Linked DNA regions of Homo sapiens: all the other regions are linked to region 2. The links are chromatin contacts, found by Hi-C or POLR2A ChIA-PET in ENCODE. All regions are on one chromosome and are shown on one strand. Each heading gives the region's core, a stretch centred on a gene start or an enhancer-like site at or near the end of the contact. The rest is flanking DNA. Distances are from core to core; before and after follow the strand shown. Region 1 overlaps APBB1IP (amyloid beta precursor protein binding family B member 1 interacting protein). Region 2 holds the start of RAB18 (RAB18, member RAS oncogene family). Region 3 holds the start of BAMBI (BMP and activin membrane bound inhibitor). Region 4 overlaps APBB1IP (amyloid beta precursor protein binding family B member 1 interacting protein).

Region 1 (6,615 bases), core at 1,652-4,151, 1.0 Mb after region 2:
ACTGTAATTAAGAATTTAGCATTATTTGTCTTGGTTCAGAACTGAGTCATCATTAAATTTTCCAAGCAAAAATACATTATTTTGTTTATACAAATTATTTTTAAGACTAAGTAAATAGAAAATAATAGTAAAAATTTGGCTTACAAAATTATGACCTTAGCAATGGTAATAAATTTAATTTCTATATTTGACTGATTAATAGGGGAAAGACATAAATATATTATAGGGGATTTGAGTAAAAATTAGGCTTAGCTTATAAATTATTTGTTGAAAACTAGTTATGTGCCAGAAAATGTAAATAAATTTCTCAAAGGAGAAATAGCCACATTCTCTGACCAAGATACAACAATAATGAAAATGAAAAATAAGGGCTAAAACAAATTTTAAAAAAAACTCCTTAAGTAGAAAACATTTTCCTTAACAGCTGAGGAAACAGAGAAGAAAATTTCAAAAGGACAATATCAAACTACCTAGAAAATAAAAAAGTCGGGAAACAACAGGTGCTGGAGAGGATGTGGAGAAATAGGAACACTTTTACACTGTTGGTGGGACTGTAAACTAGTTCAATCATTGTGGAAGATAGTGTGGTGATTCCTCAGGGATCTAGAACTAGAAATACCATTTGACCCAGCCATCCCATTACTGGGTATATACCCAAAGGACTATAAATCATGCTGCTATAAAGACACATGACACGTATGTTTATTGCGGCACTATTCACAATAGCAAAACTTGGAACCGACCCAAATGTCCAACAATGAGAGACTGGATTAAGAAAATGTGGCACATATACACCATGGAATACTATGCAGCCATAAAAAATGATGAGTTCATGTCCTTTGTAGGGACATGGATGAAATTGGAAATCATCATTCTCAGTAAACTGTCACAAGGACAAAAAACCAAACACCGCATGTTCTCACTCATAGGTGGGAATTGAACAATGAGAACACATGGACACAGGAAGGGGAACATCACACTCTGGGGACTGTTGTGGGGTGGGGGGAGGGGGGAGGGATAGCATTAGGAGATATACCTAATGCTAAATGACAAGTTAATGGGTGCAGCACACCAGCATGGCACATGTATATATATGTAACTAACCTGCACATTGTGCACATGTACCCTAAAACTCAAAGTATAATAATAATAAAAGAAAAGAAAAGAAAATAACCACAGTAAAGAAAATACACACTTATACACAATTTAATTAAAGTCAAATTCAGAGGAAATTTTGGAGAAAAAAGTAATGAAAGCAGACAATAATTAAAACAGAACAGTAAATAAGAATAAAGTAGATAATAATAGAATTAGTGAAAGTATATTCAAAAATATCAAAGAATTTGGTGCTTTAAAATCCTACCAGAATCTAAAACATGAAGTGAAATATGGCCTTAATTTTTTGATGATAGCATATTATAGTCTTTGTTTGTTACCTATTTTATCATTAATAACTTATTACTACTGCCTTACAATGGTCCAGTGATGCTCTGATATAAAAGGCAAATAATGTATTAAGATACAACTTAGGTTTGTTATGATGTAGACACTGAGAGAAAAAAGTGATACTGGAAAATTAGCTTTGTTAATTTTTTGGTCAGGTGTTCATGGATCTTTCCAGAAAAACTTTCAGTAATCCCTCTCTCCCTCCCTCCATCCCTCCCTCCCTTCCTTCCTTCCTTCCCTTTTCCTACCTTCCTTCCTTCCTTTCGACAGAGTCTTGCTTGGTCACCCAGGCTGGAGTGCAACGGCAAGATCTTGGCTCACTGCAACCTCCGCCTCCTAGGTTCAAGCGACTTTCCCACCTCAGCCTTCCAAGTAGCTGGGACTAAGGGTGCATGCCACCTCGCTCAGCTAATTTTTATATTTTCAATAGAGACGCGGTTTCACCGTGTTGGTCCAGCTAGTCTCAAACTCCTGACCTCAAGTGATCCACCGACCTTGGCCTCCCAAAGTGCGGAGATTACAGGCATGAGACACCACATCCAGAGAGTTTCAGTAATACTTTCAAGAAATCATTCATTAAGTCCTTGCACTTTCGGCTCCATACAACTTCTCTGCTGTCCAAGGGCTTGACAAAGGTATTAGTCAGGCCATAAAAATATCCAGATTTCATAAATACCAATAAAGACCCAGCTTTAAGTGTTTTCTGAAGGAATGGTGGTAACAAGTTTACCCTTTCAGAGCAAATAATTTAGTCATTGTAGCTATGATCCAGATTATCTTTAGGATAAATCTTCCCTGATCTTTGTTTGGTATTATACTTATTCCTGTTATCTAATCTCTATAGATATTGCTTCAGAGGGAAGCAGAAAACTCATACTTATCTGTGTCTTCCTCTCCCTCCTCATTTTTAAGCCCTGCAATTATACTTCCCATTGCATAGAGAGCATTTCCACCAGGCAGCCCTACCGGTGGTTTAAATGCAACATGGCCTCCTTCCAGCCTCCTCTTCAGCCTGTTCCCAGGTCCCCTGGCTTACCAGTATAGGTTTTGGTATAGGGAGATCTAAGCCAGATGTTATCTTGGGAACTGGGGACAAAGTCAGCACAGAGAAACCCTGGATGAAAATCAGATACTGAGTTAGGAGTTGAACAGTGCAGTGAAGTGAGGCTGCGACTGGATGTCTGGGTAAAGGATACCAAAATCAAAGGTGAGGCCAGGCACAGTGGCTGATACCTGTAATCCTGGCACTTTGGAAGGCGGAGGCAGGAGGATTGCTTGAGGCCAAGAGTTCAAGACCAGCCTGGCAGCAGAGTTAGACCCTGTCTCTTAAAAAAGAAAAATTCAAATGCGATAGTTACCAGAAATTGGGGAACTGAAAAAGAAGCGTACATTAGAATTTGAAAAAGCAGACCAGAGAAAGGGAAGACAAGGCTCGGAGAAGAAACACAGGTGGGCTGACTTGATGGCTATGAACATCTGCAATGACCAAGCACAGCCTAGCTCCTGTGCTGTGAGTGTCTAAAAGGAGCCACTTGGACACAAGGACTCCTCTTTTCAGATAGTATCCCTCTCTTGCTAAAGAAACAAACACCCAAAAAACCAGCCTACATTTATCTTGACCTATAGCCCAATAACCTTCACTAAGCCAATCTTCTCAGAAGCATCACCTATTCTGGAAGTCCCAAATATGATCAGTTTGTCTGGTCAGTTTAGCCTTTCTAATGCCCTTGAACTTGTCCCACACTTTCCCCAGCTACCATCCTAGTACAGGTCTTCCACATCTTATCAGGATTCTGCCCCCAGCTTACTTTTCATCTTCCTATCTCCAATCTCTCCTTCTTTTCTTTTGTAATTATTTTTCATATGCCTACACAGGCTCAAACAGTCTCTCCTTTTTTTTTTTTTTTTTTTTTAGACAGGTTCTTGCTCTGTCACCCAGGCTGGAGTGCGGTGGCATGATCACGGCTCATCGCAGTCTCAACCTCCTGGACAAAAGCCATCCTCCCACCTCAGCCTCCTGAGTAGCTGGGAATACAGATGCTCGCCACAGTCTCTGCTTCTTAAATCAGCTTCTATAATGCCACCAGAGTTTTCTTCTTAAAACCCAGTTCTGTCATATTCTTTCAAGTAGCAAAACTTTTCAGTGGCTCTCTACTGTCCATAGGATTTAATATAAACTCCATAAGGTGGCTTTTAAATTTTTCCATAGTCCAACCCGCATCAACCCCTCCAACCTCATCTTTCAGACATCCATCCTGTTCTCTCCTAAAATCTACTCCGCTGCTATCACTGCTATTTTCCCTATAATTCCTAGGCACACCAAAGGCTTTCACTTAATGTACTGAACCCAGAGTGCAAATTGCACCTAGTGCATCCATTTTCCCGTGGATAGAGCAGCTCCTTGCATGCAGGTGAAATGAAACAATCCACCTATTTAAAGTGTATAATTCAATGGTTCTGGCATATTCACAGGGTTGTGCAACCATCACCACAATCTAATTTTAGAACATTTTCTTCTCCTATAAAAGAAACCCTGTATCCGTTCACTCCTCCTCTCCCCATCCCTTAGCAATCATTATTCTACTTCCTCTCTATATAAAGCTGCCTATTCTGGACATTTCCTATCAATGGGATGATACATTAATGTGGTCTTTTGTGTCTGGCTTCTTTCACTTAATGTGTTCAAAGTTCAATCCAAAATGTAATATGTGCTGACACTTCATTTCTTTTTATTAGTTGATGGACATTTGGGTTGTTTCCATTTTTTCAGCTAATACAAATTATGCCGGTATGAACACTTGCCTGCACATTTTTGTGTGGATGTATGTTTCGATTTCTCTTGGCACTCCTAAGAGTGCAACTGCTGGGGCATATGGTAACTCTGTAAGTATTTAACTTTTGAAGAATTGACACACTGTTTTCCAAAGCTGTGGCCTTGGAACCACAAACCAAAAAAAAAGAAATCCCCCAAAACTCTAAACAGCTGAATCAGCAGACATAGTGTAAAATTCAACTTCGGGAAGTGTATGTATTTTATATGTGTTTCACATAACAGTAACCACGTAACTTTACTAAGTTAACGTGAGCATCCCCAAAGACGTTTTTCTTCTTATTATTATTATTCTTTTTTTTTTTTGTTCTGTCACCCAGGCTGGAGTGCAGTGATGCAATCTCAACTCACTGCTACCTCTGCCTCCTGGGTTCAAGCAATTCTCCTGCCTCAGCCTCCCAAGTAGCTGGGATTACAAGCGCCCGCACCACACCTGGCTAACTTTTTTGTATTTTAGTAGAGACAGGGCTTCACCATGTTGGCCAGGCTGGTCTCAAACTCCTGACCTTGTGATCCGCCCGCCTCGGCCTCCCAAAGTGCTGGGATTACAGGCGTGAGCCACTGTGCCCAGGCCTGACTTTTTCCTTCTTAATGATACACTCACAGTACTTTACTCCATGGCCCATATTTATATTTAAATTAGCCGAGCAATATCATATACTGTTTTTCCTGGCATCCCTCTCATTTGCCTCTTGGCAAAAAATCAGAACTACCCAACTCCATTCAGCATCCTGTCTCATCCATTTCCTGAACAGCCAGAATAGAGTCCTGCAGCAGAGACAGCCTCTGAGCAGAGACAGCCATCAAAAATGAAATTGTTCCCTCATTGCTTCATCATGTGTTGTCAAACTGTGGAGAGCCATTCAAAGCCCTCCCAATTTCTCCACATCCTCATCAATACCTGTTATTGTCTCTCTTTTGGATTATAGCCATGCTAATGGATGTGAGGTGGTATCTCACTCTGTTTTTAATTTTTAATTTTGGTGGGTACATAGGTGTATATATGTACGGGATACAGGCGTGCAATGCATAATTGCATCATGGAGAATGAGGTATCCGTCCCCTCCAGCATTTATCCTATGTGTTACAAACAATCCAATTATATTCTTTGAGTTATTTTAAAATGTACAATTAAATTATTATTGACTATAGTCATGCTGTTGTGCTAGCAAATACTAGGTCTTATTCATTCTTTCTGGTTTTTTTGGACCCATTAACTACCCCACATCTCCCCCACCCCAGCTACCATTCCCAGCCTCGGTAACCATCCTTCTACTCTCTACCTCCATGAGTTCAATTGTTTTTATTTTTATTTTTTATTTATTTATTTTTTTCGAGACAGAGTCTCACTCTGTCGTCCAGGCTGGAGTGCAGTGGCACGATCTCAGCTCCTTGTCCCATCAGATTCCTGAGCAGCCAGAATAAAGTCCTGCAATCCTGCAACCTCTGCCTCCTGGGTTCAAGCAATTCTCCTGCCTCAGCCTCCCAAGTAGCTGGGACTACAGGCATCCACCACCACGCCCGGCTAATTTTCATATTTTTAGTAGACATGGGCTTTTGTCATGTTGGCCAGGCTGGTCTTGAATTCCTGACCTCAAGTGATTCACCTGCCTCAGCCTCCCAAAGTGCTGGTATTACAGGCGTGAGCCACTGCACTGGGCCTGTTTCTATTTTTAGATCCCATAAATAAGTGAGAACATGCCATGTTTGTCATTCTGTGCCTGGATTTTTTTACTTATAATGACCTCCAGTTCCATCCATGTGGCAAATGACAAGATAACATTCTTTTTCATGGCTGAATAGTACTCCATTGTGGATAAGTACCATATTTTCTTTACCCATTCACCTGTTGATGGAATTTGGGTTGTTTCCAAATCTTGTGAACAGTGCTGCAACAAACACAGAAGCGCAGATATCTTTTTGATATACTGATTTCCTTCCTTTTGGGTATACACCCAGCAGTGGGATTGCTAGATCATATGGTAGATCTATTTATCGTTTTTCAAGGAAATCTCAAATTGTTCTCCATAGTGGTTGTACTCATTGTGGTATTGATTGGTATTTCCTTTATGACTAGTGACGTTGAGCATTTTTTTCCTGTGCTTATTGGCCAGTATCTGCCAGGGGCAACTGTCCCTTGAGGCCTTTTTCAGGAGGGCTAGAGTCTGTGCTATAGCCCAGAGGAACACTAGTGGTCTCCATGGCCAGGTCAGTAGGATATCTGAGAATTCTAGGTCCAGAGGGGACAAACACCAAATCTGGCAAGTCCACGTCATCAGAGAAAGGCAAGCAGGAGATGAATGAGTGGATGGAGGAGGAAGGCCAGTGCTTCTAGTCGA
Region 2 (6,697 bases), core at 1,715-4,214:
ACTATGAAATCACTAGAAAGTAATCCACTAATTCGGATTAAACATATCCTTTGTTTTCCCCAACAGCACAAGTGCTATCTCACTTCCACTAGCTCCAGCTCTGTAATGAAATAGAAACAAACTTGGTTAAAACAATCCTTTAAGATCATATCCACAGCAAATGTTTTTGTACTAATTCACTTTAAAAGGCATAGACTTCTATTTCAGTGGAGTCATTTATTCTCATCTTATCCAGAGTGTTTAAGATTGTTTTCCACAGCATATCACACAGGCCAATAATGTATATCTAGCTAGACAAATAAGACAACTTTCTCACTATATGTAATCCTTTCACAAAAGAAATAAAGTGACAAAATCCTGCATCGAGCAGTTGATAATCCATTGCTACGTATTGAGGAAAAAGTTTAAAACAGATTAGGCCCACGGTAAATTTGTTTCTTTGTTTCGGTGGCATGAACTAGGGAGACTGATAAATCCACTTAACAGGCCTTACTCTACAAGGAGAACCTCGGTTGGGTGTCATGCCTTGTGTCTGTAATCCCAGCACTTTAGGAGTATGAGGCAGGAGTTTGGCTTGAGCCTGTGTGTTGGAGACCACCTGGGCAACATAGGAAAATCCCATCTATGAAAAAAATTTTAGAAGTAGGGCCGGTTGTGGTGGCTCATGCTTATGTTCCTAGCACTTTGGGAGGTCAAGGCAGGAGGATCTGTTGAGCTCAGGAGTTCGAGACAGCCTGGGCAACACAGTGAGTCCTCCTCTCTATAAAAAATAAAAAAACACTAGTCAGACATGGTGACTCGTGCCTATAGTCCAGCTACTCAAAAGGCTGAGGTGGGAGGATCACTTGAGCCCAGGAGATTGAGACTGCAGTGAGCTATGATCATGCCACTGCACTCCAGTCTGGGTGACAGAATAAGACCCTGTCTCAAAAAAACAGCGGGTAGAGCAGAGGAATTTTGTTTATATACTCCAGTTAACCTTCCAGAAAATTTTAACATACCCTAACTTGTCATCCATGCAATACATTTAGAAAAAGTGCTAACCAACCATGTATTGGGTTGAACTACATGAAATGACAACCAACCATTCTTGACTTCAAAAACACTAATTTCATATGCCTGAACTTAAATGAGAACGATATCTCAAGGAAAAAAGGAGAAAAGAAAAAGAAAGATCACAAGGCTGTGAAATTCCTATTAAGACAACGTTTAACTTTTTAACACTCAAATATGTATGTGCAATAATAGATGATCATGTAAATAATTTTACTCATGCCTTTTACACACACACAGACAAATCATGCTGGTTTGCTAACTCATAGTATTTCATTATTCTATTCCTTGGTATGTGCAAATCCTTCATTCCAGTAGACACAGAGGACATTACATGAGGAACACTATGAAAATGTGTTGTCAAACTGGTGGCTCACGCCTGTAATCCTAGCACTTTGGGAGGCCGAGGTGGGCGGGTCACGAGGTCAAAAGATGGAGACCATCCTGGCCAACATGGTGAAACCCCATCTCTACTAACAGTACAAAAGTTAGCTGGGCATGATAGTGCGCGCCTGTAGTCCCAGCTACTCGGGAGGCTGAAGCAGGAGAATCGCTTGAACCCGGGAGGCGGAGGTTGCAGTGACCCGAGATCGCGCCACTGCACTCCAGCCTGGCAACAGAGCGAGACTCCGTCTCAAAAAATAAATAAATAAATAAGTAAATAATATCAGAATATATTACATAAGCTTTCAAATTCTGAAGAAGCTTTTAAAAAGTAAGACTTTATGAAGTGACTTTTACAAGTTATTTGAGGAGAGCTTTCATTCTAGTTTGTAGAATTAAGGCTATTTCAATTTATGAAATACAAAAAATTATTTGAAAGATACGTGTATCAGAAGGTATAGCTAAAATATGAAACTGATTACAGCCCCTGGAGTGCAAATGTGGTTTAAGGATCAGGACGGCCTTGAACATAACCTACTCATAATCAGATGGCAAGAATGACATCAGCTGGAGAACTCTCTTCCAAGACCTGGATGAAATCACAGCCCTCTAGCAACATCCACCTAGATCCATGTCTTACCTTATACTCAACTCCACTGTCAATATTATTTTCCCCAAGGAAAAAGTAAAAAATGAAAGCACAACACTAATCTTCTGTCTCCACAGGATGTGGCAAAATGAGAAATAACAATTACATTTTATTTTCAAAGGTGGCCCACGGCTGAAGCACTCGGACCTTACACTAAAGCGAAATTTTCCAGCAGTCACAAGATCCAGTTCTTTCACAGCCGACTAATAAAAAAGTAAAAGAATCGACATTAAGCTGCGCCCAAACAGGCCAGGAATGGGACCTAAGGCGTCACGAAACTTCCCGAGGACATTATGTATTTAGAGAAGGCCCCACAGAAACCCTCAAGTGGGAAAGCTATGTCTCCCGGGTCTCGGGGTGGCAGGCAGCCTGAACCCCGAGAGGTTCGAGGCAAGGCGCCCCCGGCCGGATTCGGGCCCAAACCAGCCCGCCACGCCCTGAGCTCCGCGCAGCAAACCTGCCGGCCGAGCGGCGGCCCTCGGAATGGTGTTTTCTCGGCGCTACAGGAGGGAGAGCGACCCAGAGAACTTGGGCCTGGCAAAGGCCGGGAACCAGGCAGGCGCGGGTGGGGAGAGGAAAGCAAACGTCGCGGGAGAGCGCGGCCCAGAGGCCGAGGAGGGCGCGAGCGGAGCCGGCCCGAGCCCGCCGCTGCAGTTTACAGTTCCCGTCGCGGCCCAGGAGACAGCAGCCACCGGGGCAGAAAGAGCCCAGCCACCCTCGTCACGACCCGCACCTCCGCCTCACCTGGACTTGCCCACCCCACTCTCGCCGATGATGAGGATCTTCAGGGTGGTTAGCACGTCCTCGTCCATCCTGACCCCGTTCCGCTCCGAGCCCAGCTGGCCGCCCGGGTGCGCCTCTCAGCCCTTCAGCAGAGTGAGCTGCTGCGCATGCGCGCCGCTCCACGTCTGCCACCTTCCTTTCACACCGGGTGTTCAGGCTGCCGAAGCCCTGGACTCCCCAGTTCCGCCTTGAGGTAGCTCCACGGCTGCGCGACCCAGAATCCCCGGCGTTTTTCCGGACTGCGTGTTCCTCCCCTGCGCAAGCGCAGGTGGGGAGCGCTGTGTGTGACTTTGTTGGCTTCTTCTTGAGGTCTAGCTCCGCCCCAGCCTCAACCTAACCCTCCTTTTGAGTCAGTGGGAGGACTCAGTCAGGAGAATATCAAGCTGTTTTATTTCGGCAGCTGCTCATAACAGCTGCACTGCGGTGGGAAAAGCACTGTGCTTGAAGCAGATTATCTTAAATTTAGGTCCAGCTCTACCTTATAACTGCCTTGTCATACTACCCAGCTTTCTTAGCCTTTCTCCATCTCTGAGAGACACAGTAACACTTCTTAGAACATCTGCTTCTTATTGTTATGAAGGTTAAGTGAGTTAATTTGTGAAGACATGTTGTTAACCAAAGTGCTCTATAAAAGGTGTGATCAGGTATTATCTTGCTGGCTTCCCCTCTGTTATAGTGGAGAGCACCCTCTGCACCCTAATTCATCTTGAAAGGGAGGCGTAGACTTCAGGTAGGTCAGGTGCATTACTTCTGGCGGTGCAACTTCAAGTCAACTCTCCTTCCTCATAAGAACTGCTACACCCATACTGCAGGAAGTGTATGTCTACACCTTGCCTCCTGCATTAAGTTGTAAATCTTAGTGAAGGTACCAAACCTCATTCATAATACTTAGCACAGTGCCTGGTACATGGCAGGCACTCAATAAACCTCAGTTCTCTTGTCTTATTTCCTTATACCTGCAGCTAATGTCATATACAATGGATATTTGATTAAAGACTACATATAAATAAAATTTCAAATGTTAAGAAATTAATTTGTTAAATAGCTGGAAAAGCCCTTTCAAAAGATATCCCAATGGCTTCTCCTCCTTCAGGTCTTCGCTCAAATGTTGCATTCTTAAAGAGGCCTTCCCTGTCCATTCTACTGAAATATGCAAATCCCTCCAGCATTCTCTAGACCTCTTTACATTGTTTTTCTGCATAGGATTTAACCACTCTCTGATACACTATATATTTTACTACTTTATTAGAAGTCTCATGAAGGCAAGGATATTTTGTTTTGTCTACTGGTATGTCTTCAGTATCTAGAGTACTTCATGGCACATAATATGTGCTAAATAAATGTATGCTGAATGAATTAATTGAATGAATGTTGTAGAGTCCATTCCTAACCTTAGAGAATAATGTCAATGAAACAACCTCCACTTCTCATCAGATAGCCCTTGAAACTTCAGTCAAGTCTATCTAGCTTACTTTTCATTATGACAAAAAGATCTTATTTATGAGGTTCACAGTATTGTCAAGCTCTCCTGCCCTGGGGTCCCGAGATCCCTAGAAATCCCTGAAAACCTTTCAGGGGGGTTGCAAGATCAAACTATTTTCATAGTTAATATGTTATTTTTTCATGCACATTCTCTGATGATAATATAATGGAGTTTTCCAGAGGCTATATATTAATAACATGTAATAGCAAAACAGATTGAAGGCAGAACAAGATATGTGAACTTACTGGTTTTCTATGATATTAAGCCAGATATTAAAGGGATTTCCTAAAATGTAAAACATTGCCACTGTTCTCAATTTTGTTCTGTTTTAAAGTAGTTATTTTCATAAACATTTCTATTAACTGGTAATAGGTTTATTATTGTTTTTAAGTAAATTAACATGTTTGAAATTTTCTCAGTTTTAATTTCTAGTAGGATAAATAAGAGATGTAATCTCTTTGGGGTTCTTACAATCAAAAGCTCTTTCAGGTCCTCAATGATTTTTAAGAGTATACTATAATTTGTACAACCAAAAAGTGTGAGAACCATTGCACTGTGCTATTCACACCAAGATAAATACAAAAACAAAAACTTCATCAATAAATCCAGGGCTATCTCTTGCAACCTGTAATACTGTTGACGTACTTTGGCAATATCATTTTCTCTTGGATTTCCTCCATCTCTTGGCCATTTCCTCTCTTTCTTTTTCTTTTCTTTTCTTTTCTTTTTTTTTAAGAGATGGGATATTGCTATGCTGCCCAGGGTGGTCTCTAACTTCTGAGCTCAAGAAGTAATCCTCCTACCTCAGCCTTTGAGTAGCTGGAACTGCAGGCATGCATCACCACGCCTAACTAATTTTTAAAACATTTTTTTAGAGATGGGGTCTTGCTATGTTGCTGGTCTCAAACTGCTGGGCTCAAGCAATCCCCCTGCCTCGGCCTCCCGAATTTACATCTCTGGCTGAGATTTTTCTCCTGAGGTTCAGGCCAACATACACAACTGCCAAGACATCCCCACATGGGGGCTGGCAATAAAGAGATGTACTTAAAAGACACAATGAATAACTGTCCCATGCTTAGTGAAGAAGAGGGGAAAGAAAAGGGAAAGAAAAACATCGAACATTTCTCTAATGTTTCAAGCCTCGGCACTACCAATCTGAGAGAAAACCCAAGACAGAAACAAGAAGGAATATGAGTTTCGTTTCAGCCATAGTGAATTTTATGTAAAGGTGAGCCTTGAAGGCAAAATTTTTCAGACCTCTTTTAGAGCAGTGGTTCCAAGATTCAGGACAGATAGCAAGACACTAAAAAAATGAACCAAGGAGATGGCCTAGGTGTTCTAACCAACAATTTGGCCTAGGTGTTCTCTTCTATATACTATTATCCTTACATCCCTGGAAAACACAGCCAAATCCTTTCTTAGGTTTCAGACATAACTGACTGCCCTTTTCCCTGTGGATCCATCTTCTAGTATTAATTATTTTTACCATATCCAAATATATGATCACCTCATAAAGGAATGTCTATGGCAATATTCTTAATACCTGAAGTTTGGGATGAGCAATGAGCAAGCCCAGTATGTAGGAAGAAATTGAAATGGCGAAACCACTTGGAGATGTGATGGAGAAGGCCCATCCCATGTTGCTGTCAGTAACATGCCTACAGTGGGCAGCCCCAGAGATAGACAACAGATGAGAGAAAAAAACAGATTCAGGCCTTTGACTTTTCTCCATCCTTCGGCATCAGTAATGAAGATAAGAGAAATGCTGCTTGCAGAACTCACATTCTGTGAACAGGTACCAACATGAGCACTGTGACTCATGGCTTATGTAGGACTGCTTGGGTCCAAGTGTAACAGGCGTCTGTGGCTAGAGTTTAGGAGTTGGTAGTGAGAGAAGTCATACAGCATTGCCACCTCCGCCCCCAGCTCCATTGCCCCTGGCTGAGCTGAGGTTCCGAAACAACCCCCACCCTCTCCAGGTACTGCTTCTCCTTGCCTCGGTTGATATGCACAGGAGCTTTGGTATGCAGTCAAGGAAGAGATTACTTTTTGTTGTTGTTGTTGTTGTCGTTAGAGATAGGGTTTCACTATGTTTCCCAGGCTGGACTCAAACTCCTGGGCTCAAAAGATCCTCTTTCCTTAGCCTCCCAAGTGGCTGGGACTACAGGCACATTATACCATGCCTGGTTTAAAGAGGAGTTCATTTCGTTGTTTAATTATTTGGGTGAAGGCTTGGGGATTTGAGAGAAGGGTTAGAAGTAAATTCTGTGGAAAAGGTAGCTGAAATGTCATTTTGACCACTTGGGTGGGGTTTTAGCCCTATGATTAGAGGGGTCAGGGTCAAG
Region 3 (7,417 bases), core at 811-3,310, 1.2 Mb before region 2:
TAAAATTTTGACAGGTAACTGGGAAAGTTCTAACTACCTTTTTTTTTTAATTGGAGCCACATTTTAAGCAAGGAGAATGGACTTTTGTACCACTGTATTAAAACTATATTTCTGTCGTTCATAAAGTTTCTTCCTGTGGCATGCAAAAGGCCAGAAAGGGGACTGGTATTTTGAAACTGTGGAACAATGCCCTTCTGTTTCTGTCCCCTTCTCGTTACTGTATGTAGTGATTAAACAAAAATGTCTGCTTTAGTCAAGATGGCTACAGGAGAGACTGCTGGCTTCTTTTAAAGCTTTTGAAGTCCGCAGCCGTCAGAAATCTCTGATCCCCTAATTATATCATTATCAGGCACATAGTTTCGGTATCTGTGACTTCATGTCAGCCTCAGTCCCTCCCTGTTCTGCCCGCCTTTGATAGGGCCAGGAGGCTCCCCTCTGCAAGCCACAAGGGCTGTTATTTAGGGTTAATTACACCCTTCCTTCCAAAATAAATAAATACTGTAGCACATCATCCTCGCTGGGCTAGCTTATGCTTTAACCTCATGCCTGCTACATAGCAATTAAAGAGAAGTAGGGGGCTGCAAAGACTAAACTGCTTCCTACTTAAAAAAATTATCTGTTCACAGAACAGTAGGTAGATTTCACAGCAGGGAGGTGAGGAGAACCTTGAAATTCGGAGACAGTTCGGGTTATTTCTTTCTAAAAGGTGAAAGCCTGCAGAGGAAAGAAGAAACTGACCCGCTGCCTTTTTTTTTTTTTTGGTCCTGTTTGTAAAATATGAGGTGAGTGGCAGTGAGACGCTGACAGAGCCTACTCCTCCCGGCTGCTGAAAAGCAACACAACACACACTTCTGCACACCTCGGACACCTAAACTCTCAGGGAGACCCACACACTCGCTCGCACACAGAGAGATGTACGCAGAGACACACTCACACAGAGACTCAGATGCACATTCAGAGATACAAAGACACTTAGAGACAGACACAGAAATGCATTCAGAAAGACACACTCAAGATCAGAGATACAGAGACTCACACATTCAGAGACACAAAGACTCAGAAAGAGACACAGAAATGCATTCAGAGATACATTCAAAGAGACACAGAGATACGCTGAGTGATACAGAGGTTCAGACACACTTTCAGAAACACAACGACACTCAGAGACACAAAAATGCATTTAGGGATACTGAGACTCAGAGACACACTCACAGAAATACACCCTGAGGCACTCACACAGACACGCTGAGGGCACGCGGCAGCTACAGGCCAGGATCTGCGATTCCTCCCGGCCGCCCGAGCCCCCAGGGTGCGGAAGCGGCGGCGTCGAGGCCGAGACTCCGGCCCCGCTCCCCGCTGGGCTGCAAACGCGCCGCTCCCCGCAGGCAGAGCCAGGAGGACCCTCTGATCAGCGCCTGCCCTTAGATCGGAGTCCGCATCCACGCGCCAGGCCACCGCCGCGACTTCTAAGAACACAGCAACTTGTCGCGACCTGCGGCTCCGGCGCAGGAGGGAGCCTCGCCTGCCGCTAACAAAGCCTCTGCAGCCGGCTCCAAAGCCCCGCGGCGAGGACGGGACCCCGGGCCCCGTGCGCCCCCGGCACCCACCTTTGGTGAGCAGCACGGCCATGGCGCAGAGCTCCAGCTGCAGCCAGATGAAGATGTAGCTGGAGTGGCGATCCATTGACGCCCCGCACGGCCGCGGCGCCCCCGCCGGCTTCCGGAGCCCCGGCTCGGCGGCAGCCTACGACCCCCGGAGCGCGCAGGGCATGGGCCCTGCCCGGAGCGGCGGGCGCCGTCAGCGGCGGGGCTGGGTTTCGGGCCGCTGCCGGAGCATGGAGCGCGGCTACAGGGCGCGCCCAGGAGCCCAGAAAAGTTTCCCGGTCCCCCGTCGGCGGCCACTGGCTCCCTTGCCCCGCTCGACTCTAGGGACGCACGCTAGCCCCGGGTCGGGAGTGGGCTCCCGGCCTTCAGTCCCCGCTAGCGGCCGTTCTCAGCGAAGAGAGTAGGGTCTCCACAGCACGCAAGGGTATCCGCCGCAGCTCCCGCCCGCGCCAGCCCAGGTCTCTCCGGCTCCGCGCCGTAAATAGCGCCCCGCGCCGGGAGCCGGCCTGCACCGCCCCGCCTCGCCCCGCCCCACGGCGTCCGATTGGCCGCCGGGCTCCTGTCAATCCGCCCCGCAGCGGGGGGCGGGCCCAGACGCGAGCGCTGGGGGACCTGCCCGGCGGCTCCGAGCGGCGCCGGCGTCTGGGGCGCCCGGCTGGGGCGCCCGGCTGGTGCGCTGCCGTCTCCCGCGCTCCCCCTTGCGGAGGCCTGCGCGTCAGTGACCTTCGCGAGGCGCCGGGGGAGCCCAGCCCCGGGACCGGCTCGGGAACCCGCCTCCGAGACCCTGACGGCTCAGCCTCGGGTGGTCAGCGTTCCCCAGCGCGGGGCTTCTTTTGGGTGCCCCCCGAAACACGCAGGGGGTCCGTGTGGTCGTCCTCCCCGGCCGCACTGCGTTTTCTGGAACCCCCAGGGGCGAGTGACAATGCCCCGGCCTGTGCAGGTGGCGGAGGAGGGTTCGGGTGGGAGCCCGGGGGAGGCGGCCCAGCGCTGGGGTCTGCATTCAGCCTTCGCCCCCCACCCCCTCAGCGTGTCCGCCTCGAGCTGCCCGCCATGGGATCAATAAAGCCCAGACAGACTGACTGTTGATCCGTTAGGAGCCGCTAGGTTCTCCCGGGTACGCGGGACGAGTAGCGGGCTAGAGACACTTAACGAAAATTAGCAAATCCAAAAGCACCCGGCGCCAACGAGACGACACTGGCCGAGACTGACACTCAATTAACCACCCCCCAAACAATGGCTGGCAAACACGCCGGCTGACCCTGATCAATATCAGCCCCGCAGTGATCTCCTCCTTGAGATGCTAATTCATTTATTAGGGATCGCGGGGCTGCCCTTCCCAAGGTACTCAAGGTGGTCTTGCTGTAGTTTTGTTTCCCCCTCCGCTTTGGAAGGAATTAAGGTTAAAACTCATTATCTGAGGGAATGTTCTTTTATCCTCTCCCTCCAAAACCTGAGATGAACAAAAGTCGACCATTTGCAAAATTCTTCTTGAGAATCTGCCAGAGCTTCCCTACCGGATATGTCAAAAGGGGGTGGGGGGTGGGGAAGGAAAGAAAGAGAAGCACATTTCATGCTAAGGTGAGAATTATAAAGACAAATCCTTTAGGACTAGAGTGCAGACATGAGCTTTGAGACTAAGAAAAATGTACATATGTCTTGAGGACTGAAAGTCAAGGCGAACATATCTCAAACGCCTAACCTTTTAAAGTTGTTGAAAGTCTGCAGAGCTGCAGGATGTAGTTAATGAAATTGTCTTTGAAAAATAATGTTTATGTGCAGAAAAATAAAATAATTTCATAAACTGATGCTCAGACCATTACTTCTCTAGATCAAAATTGCATCTAAAAGGAGAGAAGGAGAAATCCAGTAGAAGTTTTAAAAGAAAATTAAACTGGTTAGGGCACCAGGTAAACAGCAGGTTTCTCAGAAAAGTTTCTCAAGGGGCGTGCTGACAAGGCAGTCCTGGGGCCGAGTTTGATTAGAACTTCCTGGCTACTAGAACCTTGACAAGTTAACAATTGTAAGGGTTTTATGCAGACAAGACTTTTTTTTTTTTTTTTTTTTTTTTTGAGACGAGTCTGGCACTGTCGCCCAGGCTGGAGTACAGTGGCGCGATCTCGGCTCACTGCAACCTTCCGCCTCCCGGGTTCAAGCCATTCTCCTGCCTCAGCCTCCTGAGTAGCTGGGATTACAGGCACCTGTCTCCACGCCTGGCTAATTTCTGTATTTTTATAGAGACGAGGTTTCGCCATGTTGGTCAGGCTGCTCTCGAACTTCCGACCTCGTGATCCGCCCGCCTCGGCCTCCCAAAGTGCTGGGATTTACAGGCGTGAGCCACCGCGCCCAGAGGACAATACTTTTTATGTAATGATTACACTCTCTTTTAGAGTCAATTATTAGCTAAAAGGAAACTTTCAGGGTATGTTAGTTCAACCTGGCCTCCCACCGTAGGCGAGGCTTGCAATGTCTGGGGGTATAAAGATGTCAGAAACTAGATAGTAAATCTCAAAACAATGGAGCTGGACAATAATGGAGATTTATGTGCATGATGTTACAATGCCTAAAAGAAAGAGGTTAACTAGTCTAGGAAGGTAAAGAGAGCCGGTAAAGTCTAGAAGCAATGACATTAAGGATTGGAAGAAGACCATTACAAGCACAGAGGACCACAGGACTTAGGCATGAAATATGATTGTGTAGGTGAGTAGGAGTGGTAAGCAGCGAACAGGTAGTTGGGATGACAAGCAAGTCTTTGTGATTGCAGCATAAAATGTGAAGAAGTGAACAGAGACGTATCAGAAATGAACTATACTTCCCTTTGATACAGATAAATATTTAATGGAAGAGGTCTGGGGAATGTGTTGGTGAAAGTTGCATTCTAGTAGACACTTTCTGAGTGTCTCCCAGCCCAAGTCAGAGAATGTCCCTTTTCCCGGAGTGGGCGTTGGCAACCTGATTAGGAGACTCTGATCTCCTAATCTCTGGCCATAGCTAGTCACATGACCCAGGTTAGGTCAGTTAGATTCTCTCTTCTGTGTCTTTGAGCAGACATGCTGCTCAGTCCCTTGAGGTCATTTCACGGGAGACATAAAAATTTTGCTTTGGGGCAGCTGTAGTCCACCTGTCTGCAGAGGAAGAAAAATAATGAAGATATGCAAAGTGGCAAATACATAAATCCAAATGGATTTCCAGGCACTCAGCGTCACTTCTTGTCCTTAGGTTAATTCAGTAACCTTAATAAAGTCCCCTTTTTACTTAAGGTTCTTTTCCTTGCAACCCAAAGAAACCAAACTAAGATATTTGTATTTTATTGAATTAATGTTGACTTTGAGCACTCCAGGTTGTATATATTTTTTTGTTCCAAGTCCAATTCTGAATAAGAACTTGGGATCCATTTTTTAGACAATGATTTCAACTATTTTGTTTTTATTATTAATGGGCAAACTTTCTAAATGACCAGAAATTAAAGAGAAACAAGTCCGCACTTTATCTAATGGTTCTGGGGAAGACATGGACTTTTCAACTAAATGAATCAGAGTGTTTGAATCAATGTAGAATATCAAAATCAGTTTAGGGATAATGTGTCAATCATAAGGCCATATCAATAGTTGAGAGAATAGGCAACAATTTTAATTCAATTTAACATTCTTAAGGAAAATTGCTTCTCTAGAGAATTTTACTTATGCTTTGCACATAATTCAGTTATTACTTTCCTACATGTAGGTTGATAAGTAGAGGGAAAAAAAATAGTACAATCTACTGTCCTTTTGAAGTTTAAAGCAAGAAATGAAATCAACGACCAAAATTCTTTTTACATCTACAAAGGGATTCCGAAAATACCTAGGAACAAGCTCTCTATACCCAAGAACAGAAAACTGATTCTAGACCTAACTGAAACCGTTAAACAGTAGAATAGTTTTTTATTACCTTCAAACAGCATTCAAGATATAATTTATCCATGGGAGATATATATGTATATATATAGGCGCGAGCCACCATGCCCGACTAATTTTTTAATTTTTTTGTAGAGATGGTGGTCTCCCTATGTTACTGAGGCTGGTCTCAGAATTCCTGGGCTCAAGCAATCCTCCTGCCTGAGCCTCCAAAAGTGCTGGGATTATAGGTGTGAGCCACCATGCTGGCCGTATAGATGTTTTAAAGATTTTAAATGATGTCTTTGAAATTATAGGCTAAACATGTAACTAAATGGCACTAAATTGTGAATGGGAGAGTAGAGAGTTACTTGCTTTTTTTTGCTTTTTTAGAGACGAAGGCCTCCCTCTGTTACTCAGGCTGGAGTACAGCGCTGCAATCATAGCTCACTGTAGCCTCGAACCACTGGCCCCAGCCTCCCAAGTAGCTAAGGTGCTCCCCACTGCATGGGGCTAATTTCTATACTTTTTGTTGAGACAGAGTCTCCTTATGTTGCCCAGGCTGGTCCCAAACTTCTAGCCTCGAGTGACCCTCCCACCTTAGCCTCCCAAGTAGCTGGGATTACAGGTGTGAGCTTGACTATCTTATCAGAGAGTTATTTGTGTTTAAGGGATTCATAGCAGAATAGGAGCTTATTTGTTAGGTGACCAGATAGAACAAAGGAAGATTATACAATCTGAGAAAAGCGCATCAGAAGTTCTTCCCTTAATACCAAGGATAAGAACAAGAATTCTGTTCATTGATGACCTCACTTAGGGTGTACTCTCTTCATAACCTGTGTCCATAAATCTCGTTAAAATGCATTAAATATTTGAAGATATGCACGTTTGGCTGGCATTTTATTTCATGGCTTGAACTCACACATCAAATATAATGTGTGTCTTGATACTTTGTAAATGATAAAACAAATACTATATAGTTAGTTATTTTCTCAGGAATTATTATGAAATAAAAACAATGACAGTGGCCAGAACATAATAGCAAATAAATAAATAAATAAATAAAAATAAAACATTTATAGTACATCGTTAGTCAACTTGCTTAATTAAAAGGAAGAGAGACACACTAAAGATTAATTTAGGAGGGGTTTGTGGTATGGACAAAATAGGCTTATGGTATGGTTACTACTAACTGGTCATTGACAAGCACCGCTTATCAGCTCGGGGAGCCAACCTTCCTGGAGCCAGAAGCCAGAGACTTGGGCCTCTTTTTCTCAGGGTTGTCTTTGCTTCTCACCTCTTTGCCAGTGGGCTGTCATCCTCTCCTTATTTGTAGTTTTTACTCTCATAATTTCTGCTTTTATTTTTTTTTTGTCCAAGCATGAGTCCCCTATACAGAGAGATACTACCCAAGAGATGGTTTCACCTTCTATCACTACTGCAAACTATCACAGTCATTTGTTCAGCTTACGGAGACACCATCCCCAAATACTCAGTCTGTGATCTCTTGGGCTTGGATAGGGTTCTGGCTAATATAAAACCTGGGTACTGCTCTCAGCAAGGGTGTGAGCCAGAAAGAACACACAGAAAGAGATATGGGCAGGCTGGCACCATAAAGCATGTCATATTATATAAAGTTAATTCACCTATAAAGCAAAATAAAGTAGGCCAGGCTCAGAGGCTCACACCTGTAATTCTAGCACTTTGGGAGGCTGAGGTGGGAGGATCACATGAGTTCAGGAGTTTGAGACCAGCAAGCCCGGTAGCAGATGCCTGTAGTCTCAGCTACTTGGGAGGCTAAAGTAGGAGGATTACTGGAGCCCAGGCGTTCCAGGCTGCAGTGAACTAAGATCACACCACCACACTTCAGCCTGGGCAACAGAGAGAGACCATCTCAAAAGAAAAGAAATATATTAGTGAGTGAATTTTGACCTTAGCCAAAAG
Region 4 (7,085 bases), core at 4,322-6,821, 1.0 Mb after region 2:
CAGTTTGCATGCAGTTTGGGATGCCGTGAAGATCAGCAATTCCAGCCATGGAATCTGGAATTTTGGACCTGGATGAGGGCGGCCTTTATTGCATCGGTCAGAGTAGCTTGCCTAAACACAGCCAGCTCAACATCCCCCAGGCATTTCCCTCTAAGTAGCTCCGACTCACTACTCCCCTTCATGCATTCTCTTCCCATGCGCCTTAACTTGGTAAAAGGCCATTAGTCACATATCAGTCTGACTTAGAACCCTTGGCATAGTCCCTTACTCCTCCCATTTTTCCATCTAGTCGGTCGAGGAATCTGTTGGCTTTTCCTGTAGAAGGCTTCTCCTTGCCTTCATTCTCTCTATCAAGCCACAGTTGACACCTCACCAGCTCACCCAGCCTCCAGCCTTCCAGACTCCCCATCAATATTCACCACCACCGTTGCTGCAAATTGCAAATACAAATGTGAATGTGTCACTCTCCTGTTTAAAAATCTTCCCTGGCTGCTTATGATGAAGTGGAGAGCGTTCAGGCACTCAGCGTGTCTTTCAAAGTCCTTCCTAATTTGTCCCATTCGGGGCCTTTTATTTTTTAATTTATTTATATTTTTTTACATTATTTTATTTTATTTTTAGCAGAGACAGGGTCTTGCTATGTTGCCCAGGCAGGTCTCAAACTCCTGGGCTCAAGTGATCCTCGCACCTCCACCTCCCAAAATGCTGGGATTACAGGCTTGAGCCACCAGGCCTGGCCTCAGGACCCTTGATGTTTTCTGAACAGGCTTTTTAGAACTCTTTTTGTCTTTGTATATGCTATTCCCTTTAAATAATATCCTCCTCTGTGCATATCTCCTTCATAAAATCCTACTGATCATTCAAAATCCAGCTGTCATGCTAACACTTTAATGGTATCTTCATTCCCAGCAGAGATTTGCTATCTACTGCACTTGGTAAACATGTCAGTAAATCCTGGCCTTAACAACCAACTTGACATGGTATTTAATCTCCTTGGACTTCAGTTTCCTTGTCTATAAAATAAGGAAAACAATAATGCCTAATTCTTAGGCTTGTTGTGACATCTAAACAAAATAGCCAAAAATACTTAGCATGAATTTGCAATCAGCATTTGCCACACTGAATCACACTCTTTTTGTTATCGTTATAGAATCTCTTAGAAAACTGGGAGTTGTTATTAAGTAAGAATCAGATCTTGTTGATGTTTGTGTTCAGAAATGCGTCGTTGGAAACCCAGAGAGATTAAGTAGCTTCCCAGACTAATGAGAAGAACTGGGCTAGAGTCCAGATCTCAAGCCTCATAGAAAGTTCTCTCTCACTTGACTGGCTACATGTTCTACATGGCTCCTGGTGTGACACACTCAGAAATGTCACATTCCAGGGCCAGGCAGTCCTTAGAGACTGCCAAATAACATGGTTCCGAGAACTATCAGAGCCGTTAAACAGTCTGTTTCTAAGCTGCTGCTATAGGTACAGGTTTGTGGAACCTCATTCACTATAACACTGTTTATTTTTCCAATGCTATTTCCAGGTGAGTAAATACTGATACTCACACAGATGTGTTTTGTTGGTAAACAAAACTTTCACTGGGGCTCACATCTATTTAGGCCTGAATCAGTTTTCAAACCAAAAATTTTAGTTGCCTTGAGAAAAATTCTGATAACTACCATGCAACTTGAGGCAACTTGAGTGACAGTATCAATGACTTTTCTTCTTTTCTAATTCAATCTAAAGTCAGTTAACATTTCAAGTAATAGGTTAATCATCATTTAGTAAATAAAAACACTTTATGTTTTCTATCTTAATTATTTCTTAATTCACATCATATAACTAATTTCATGTGTACCCCTTTGTTATAACAATAATGTGTTACAATTTCATGCTAGAAACTGAATTTTGAGCAGAATGGTATTAAATTAAGGGATTATTTGATGCACTTAAAACTAAAAGATTTAGTCATAAAAGTGTACTATTTTATATATTAAGTGAAATATGTAATAATACAATTGTTTATATAGGAATTTTTTAATAAAACAGAAAACAAATAAAAGGATACACTATTTTTCATGTAAGTTCAAAAAAGGCCTGGTGCAGTGGCTCACACCTGTAATACCAGCACTTTGTGAGGCCGAGGCAGGTGGATCACCTGAGGTCAGGAGTTTGAGACCAGCCTGGCCAGCATGGTGAAACCCTGTCTCTACTAAAAATACCAAAAAAGTAGCTGGGCGTGGTGGTGCGCACCTATAATCCCAGCTACTTGGGAGTCTGAGGCACAAGAATCGCTTGAACCCGGGAGGCGGAGCTTGCAGTGAGCTGAGGTCGTGCTGCACTCCAGCCTGGGCGACAGAGCAAGACTCCATCTCAAAACAAAACAAAACAAAACAAAACAAACAAGTGGTCCTAACAACTTCTGCATGAAATAAAAAACTTGTTAAGATTTTTCTCTTCTTGTGATTATCAAGTTTTGGGTTTACAGAGTTGATGTTTTCGGTGGCAGCAAGTGTCAATACAATGAAGAAACTCATATTATTTACATTTTTATAAGGAGCTTATCTGTCAAAACCCTGCTTTCTTATATTTCTTATAGCACCGTATTAAGATATTACAAACTCACGGGTTGTCTAAGCTAATTTGAATGGTTGCAAATTTCACCGTTTCAGCTGTACTTTTAGTTATGCTTAGTCTTTACTTGGACTAAGATACTAATACCAATAACAGAATGAAAATTTCAGAGCACTGAGAATGAAAAGAAAAGACAAAACAGAATATTTGTGAGCAAGACCCTGTCTCTACAAAAAATAAAAAAATTAGCCAGTCATATTGGCATGCGCCTGTAGTCCCTGCTATTCAGGAGGCCGAGGCAGGAAGATTCTTTGAGCCCAGGAGTTCAAGGCTGAAGTGACTCATGATTGCACTATTGCACTCCAGCCTGAGCAAAAGAGCAAGACCCTGACTCAAAATAAATAATGATAAAAAAATGAAACAACAGAGGAGGTATAAAAATGACTTTGCAATTATTAAAATGAGACACAGTCAATGAAGTTCAGGAAGGTTAGAATTAGCCTTCAGTATTAACCAGAGAAGTTGCTACCTGTCTGTCTACCAAGAAGAAAACTCCTCACTCAATTGCTTCTGTGCATGGCTGGGGTTGAGAGAGAGAGAAATCTCCCCTTGCTCTCTACCTGCCTGATAATAATAAAAATAACAGCGAATAACTATTAGGTGTTCTCATTCCATGCCAGGGATTGTCCTGGTGCGTTACGTGCATTGACTGATTAAATCCATCCTCACACCCTAGGTGAAATGAAAACACTTTTATATTCATCTTAGATGAGAAAACTGAGGCATCCAGAGATAAGTAAATCGATCGAGTTTACACAAAGTAAGTCAGTCATCAAATATTTATTGATCCCAGACATGATTGGAGGCTTAAACAAATTTCTGGAAGATTTTTCTGTGTGGGTTTTCCTCAGCTGTATTTCTTCTCTTCAATGAATTTATCTGCATACTGTACATCTTTCTATGTTAAAGACAGTTAAAGAAAAATGTTTGTATCCTAGTATTGACTGCTTTTTTTTTTTTTTTTTTTTTTTTATCAGATGGAGTTTTGCTCTTGTTGCCCAGGCTGGAGTGCAATGGTGTGATCTCGGCTCACTGCAACCTCCACCTCCCAGTTCAAGAGTTTCTCCTGCCTCAGCCTCCCAAGTAGCTGGGATTACAGGCACCGGCCACCATGACCAGCTAATTTTTTTTTTTTTTTTTCACTTGAGAAAGAGTTTCACCATGTTGGCCAGGCTGGTCTCAAACACCTGACCTCAGGTGATCAGCCCGCCTCAGCCTCCCAAAGTGCTGGAGTTACAGGGACTGTTGTTTTTTTACCCTACAGTGTTTTGAGTTTATTACTAGATTGCCAAAACTAAAATAGAACTGGAATTGATGAGAAATAAGTTTCAAAAATCTGAGGCTCTCCAAGTATCAATTTGCTTTGATATTTTTATTATTTTTTAATTAGAAACCATCTGGCAACATTTTTTTCTAGGAAATAAATCAGTAGACATATTACAACTACAGATACAAAAGAGGAGAAAAAAATTTTAAAAAGCTTATGAATGGGATTGCCCTTAGGATGAAATACGCACTACAGAATTCGGATGCTCGCAAATGCTGGTGGAAACTGTGAAGTCACCTGTGTACAGTGTGATTGAAAATAACTTAGAATATTGAATTTTACCTGATTCCTTCAGTGTTGTATTTTTTCAAAATGCAATGAAAGCGTTTTATCAAGAGGAAGTGGTTCACAGAATAACACAGCATATGGTTAAAGGTTCTTGCAACGTTTGAGGGAGGAGAAAGGGGAAGCCGAGGCTTCTGTGTAGCGTAAAACAGGAAACAGAAGCATCTCTAAAGTTACGGATTATATCAAATAATTCACTCAACAGAGAACTAAGGTGAAGAAACCTCTTGGGCCAACTTAACCAACTTTGCACTGTACCCCTGAGATCGGTGAAAATCTTAATAGGCTAGCAAGTAGTTACTGAATCAAAAGGACAATGACTGTGGTCATATGATCAATTCAGACTAATATGCAGTGAGTCACAAACAAAATTCATATGGACATGTGTATATACATAGGTAGGGTCACACAGAAGGGACAGCCAAGACAACAGGGTCCTTTTGTAAGCAATATTGTCATGGCAAAAGTTACCTGTAAATAACATTTTAAATAAAAAACTAATCATTAAATGAAATGATTTATTTCAGTAATTTAAAAAAATACTAAGAGAGTGCTTTGAAAAGTCTTAGAATTTTGCAGTAAAGACACACACACACACACACACACACACACACACACACACACACGTAATGAGATGGGCTACCACATTTTAAAAAATATGATTTAGGCCAGGTGCGGTGGGTTACACCTGAAATTCAGCACTTTGGGAGGCAGAGGTGGGAGGATCACTTGAGGCCAGGAGTTCAAAACCAGCCTGGGCAATATAGCAAGACCCCATCTCTATCCCCTCTGCCAAAAAAATTAGCTGGGCATAGTGGTGCGCACCTGTGGTCTCAGCTACTCAGGAGGCTGAGGTGGGAGAATCCTTTGAGCGCAAGAGCTCATGGCTACAGTGAGCTATGACAGCACTACTGCCCTCTAGCCTGAGTGACAAAGTGTGACCCTGTCTCTAAAATTAAAAAATAAAAACAAAAATAACAAAACAAAAAATAAAAGATACAATTTTTAAATGTGCTTATTTCCAAATTGCTGTGATTTTATGCAAACCATAAAGTTAGTGAAAAATTTATGTTTTGCATAAAATCAAAGCAATTTGGAAATAAGTGGGTGGGACAAGGTGGGGACACTCTGCTAAGTCAAGCTTCAGTTAGAAAAAAGTGAGAGAACTGAACAACACCCAAAAATGTTCCCCAGGACTCAAGTGCAAGAACACTTGACACAGGACAACAGAGGTCAGCACATATGAACCCAACATCCCCACTTCCATCTGTCTGTCTGGCCTCCAGCTCTGGGAGACAAGTTGTAGACTAGTTTCACTTGGATGCCCACGGGTTGGAAAGAGAGTGCCAAGTCTCTAGATTATTTTAAGTTCCCTTTTTTTTTCTACTTTGGGTGTCTATATAAGGAATGGGGAACTGCTTTTGTATTTAGGACCTACTGTGACCTAAAACCAGAGGGACAATGCAATTTAGAATTTTTTGAAGAGATACAAATAGAAAATACTCTGTTTATCATGTTGTATTAATAAATAAAAATCATGAACATTTCTTTTTAGAAACAAAAGTCCTGTGAATAGTTAGGTCAATTCACTGTCCCCTACTTGTCTTTATTTTCTCATGAATCTATCTCAACTGGACTTTTGTTTGCACTATGTCACCAAACTGTGTGCCAAGATTACCAACAATCTGTGGTGTATGGTGGCTCATGCCTGTAATCCCAGCACTTTGGGAGGTCGAGGTAGGCAGATCACTTGAGCCCAGGAGTTAGAGACCAGCCTGGGCAACATGGGGAAATCCCATGTTTACCAAAAAAAAAAAAAAAAAAAAAAAAAAGAAGCAGCTCAACCATTCCAATATTAAAGTTATTTTGAAAGAAGAGATTACCAATGATCTCTCTGTTGTGAAATCCAATGGTTAGTTCCCAGTCAGCATCTTATACAGCCTTTAATATTATTGATCACTCCCTCCTGGAAATATTTTCTTCACTTGGCTTTCCTGACAGTTTTCTTTCCTGGTTTTCCTCCTCACAGAGGCCAATGTACCTTGAAGCCAACAAAGAAGCTTACATTTCAGGGCTTCTCACTTGCAGGACCCTTCTGATGCCACATGTCTCCTCTGGCACCCCAGCAGCAGCACACAACACAACACTGTTCTGTTGCTGGGAGGTCACCTGGGTCAGGGTTCCTAGGTCTTGGAGTGGGGTCAGGCGACTACCAGCACTATCTCCACTTTACTTGGAGTCCAGCAAAAGCCCTCCCATGATGCATTTCGTGGACATTAGATCTCATGTCCCAATCCAAGGAGAAGATCTGAAGGAAACGCTCTGCTCTGCTCCTTGCCCGGGGTCACCTTGATCCAAGCTTCCTGGCTACCTTATGTCACCCCCAGCTCCAGCTCAGGATTTGGGAGGGTGGTGGGAACTGATGGTTCTGTGGTCCTGGCCAAACAGTCCAGCTGTCGCCTGGGCCTTTGGATGCCACAGGGTGCCATGTTAGTAAGAACAAAGGCTGCACTTCTCTGAGGCCTTGTTCACTGGCAAGAAGTACCGCCAGAGCTAGAAACCACAGAGGAAGTTACAGAGGAGGCATTACCATCTAGAGCTGTCAAGCAAAAGTCAACTTCTTCTCAACTCTCAATCCTAAAAATTAATTTTGATCAGCCATGCTGGAGGAGACACTAAATCATCTATACAGAAAATTGTATTTCAAATTTATTCCCTATAGGAAGAGAAGGTAAAAGAATATGCAGCCAAAAGCGTAGCAAAAATACATCAGCAAGTTATTTAATCATCATAAAGATTACAATGTTGCTTTTTAGATATATACACTTACGTGTCAATTTTTATTTTTATT

Evidence for each region. A loop is a pair of places that touch in the nucleus more often than their neighbours do. ChIA-PET counts read pairs that join two places held with the same protein, here RNA polymerase II (POLR2A). Pooled maps may share reads with other maps.
Region 1: a loop to region 2 is called in a map of CD4-positive, alpha-beta memory T cell, with 9 times the contacts of the local background. The contact joins the enhancer-like site here to the promoter of RAB18 in region 2. A Hi-C loop is called at or near these places in 1 of 168 maps with a recorded cell type or tissue (CD4-positive, alpha-beta memory T cell) and 3 of 50 pooled maps. POLR2A ChIA-PET finds 5 or more read pairs at or near these places in 1 of 52 experiments (BJ).
Region 3: a loop to region 2 is called in a map of CD8-positive, alpha-beta T cell, with 6 times the contacts of the local background. The contact joins the promoter of BAMBI here to the promoter of RAB18 in region 2. A Hi-C loop is called at or near these places in 2 of 168 maps with a recorded cell type or tissue (CD8-positive, alpha-beta T cell and naive thymus-derived CD4-positive, alpha-beta T cell) and 10 of 50 pooled maps.
Region 4: a map of naive thymus-derived CD4-positive, alpha-beta T cell shows a loop between it and region 2 (4-fold over the local background). The contact joins the enhancer-like site here to the promoter of RAB18 in region 2. A Hi-C loop is called at or near these places in 1 of 168 maps with a recorded cell type or tissue (naive thymus-derived CD4-positive, alpha-beta T cell) and 7 of 50 pooled maps. POLR2A ChIA-PET finds 5 or more read pairs at or near these places in 2 of 52 experiments (OCI-LY7 and activated naive CD4-positive, alpha-beta T cell).

The regions. Positions count from the first base shown.
Region 1 is chr10:26,453,482-26,460,096 of GRCh38, reverse strand. The region is part of intron 2 of APBB1IP (amyloid beta precursor protein binding family B member 1 interacting protein); the gene reads right to left. Among named protein-coding and RNA genes, the nearest start is that of APBB1IP, 18 kb to the right of the region's middle. Within about 2 kb of position 2,901, at least 3 of the 41 ENCODE cell types and tissues checked have a DNase peak (open chromatin) inside an H3K27ac peak, as active enhancers do.
Region 2 is chr10:27,500,571-27,507,267 of GRCh38, reverse strand. It overlaps RAB18 (RAB18, member RAS oncogene family), which reads right to left and starts at 2,964. Exons shown (of 7, transcript NM_021252.5): 1 at 2,831-2,964. The coding sequence starts at 2,898. LOC124902399 (a long non-coding RNA gene) reads right to left here and starts at 2,823. Exons shown (of 2, transcript XR_007062097.1): 1 at 2,544-2,823; 2 at 2,176-2,289. RefSeq lists enhancers at 2,829-2,888, 2,999-3,268.
Region 3 is chr10:28,672,164-28,679,580 of GRCh38, reverse strand. It overlaps BAMBI (BMP and activin membrane bound inhibitor), which reads right to left and starts at 2,060. Exons shown (of 3, transcript NM_012342.3): 1 at 1,608-2,060. The coding sequence starts at 1,683. RefSeq lists silencers at 1,163-1,307, 2,033-2,592.
Region 4 is chr10:26,479,602-26,486,686 of GRCh38, reverse strand. The region is part of intron 2 of APBB1IP (amyloid beta precursor protein binding family B member 1 interacting protein); the gene reads right to left. Among named protein-coding and RNA genes, the nearest start is that of APBB1IP, 45 kb to the right of the region's middle. Within about 2 kb of position 5,571, at least 10 of the 41 ENCODE cell types and tissues checked have a DNase peak (open chromatin) inside an H3K27ac peak, as active enhancers do; they include OCI-LY7, where a contact is called at or near this core.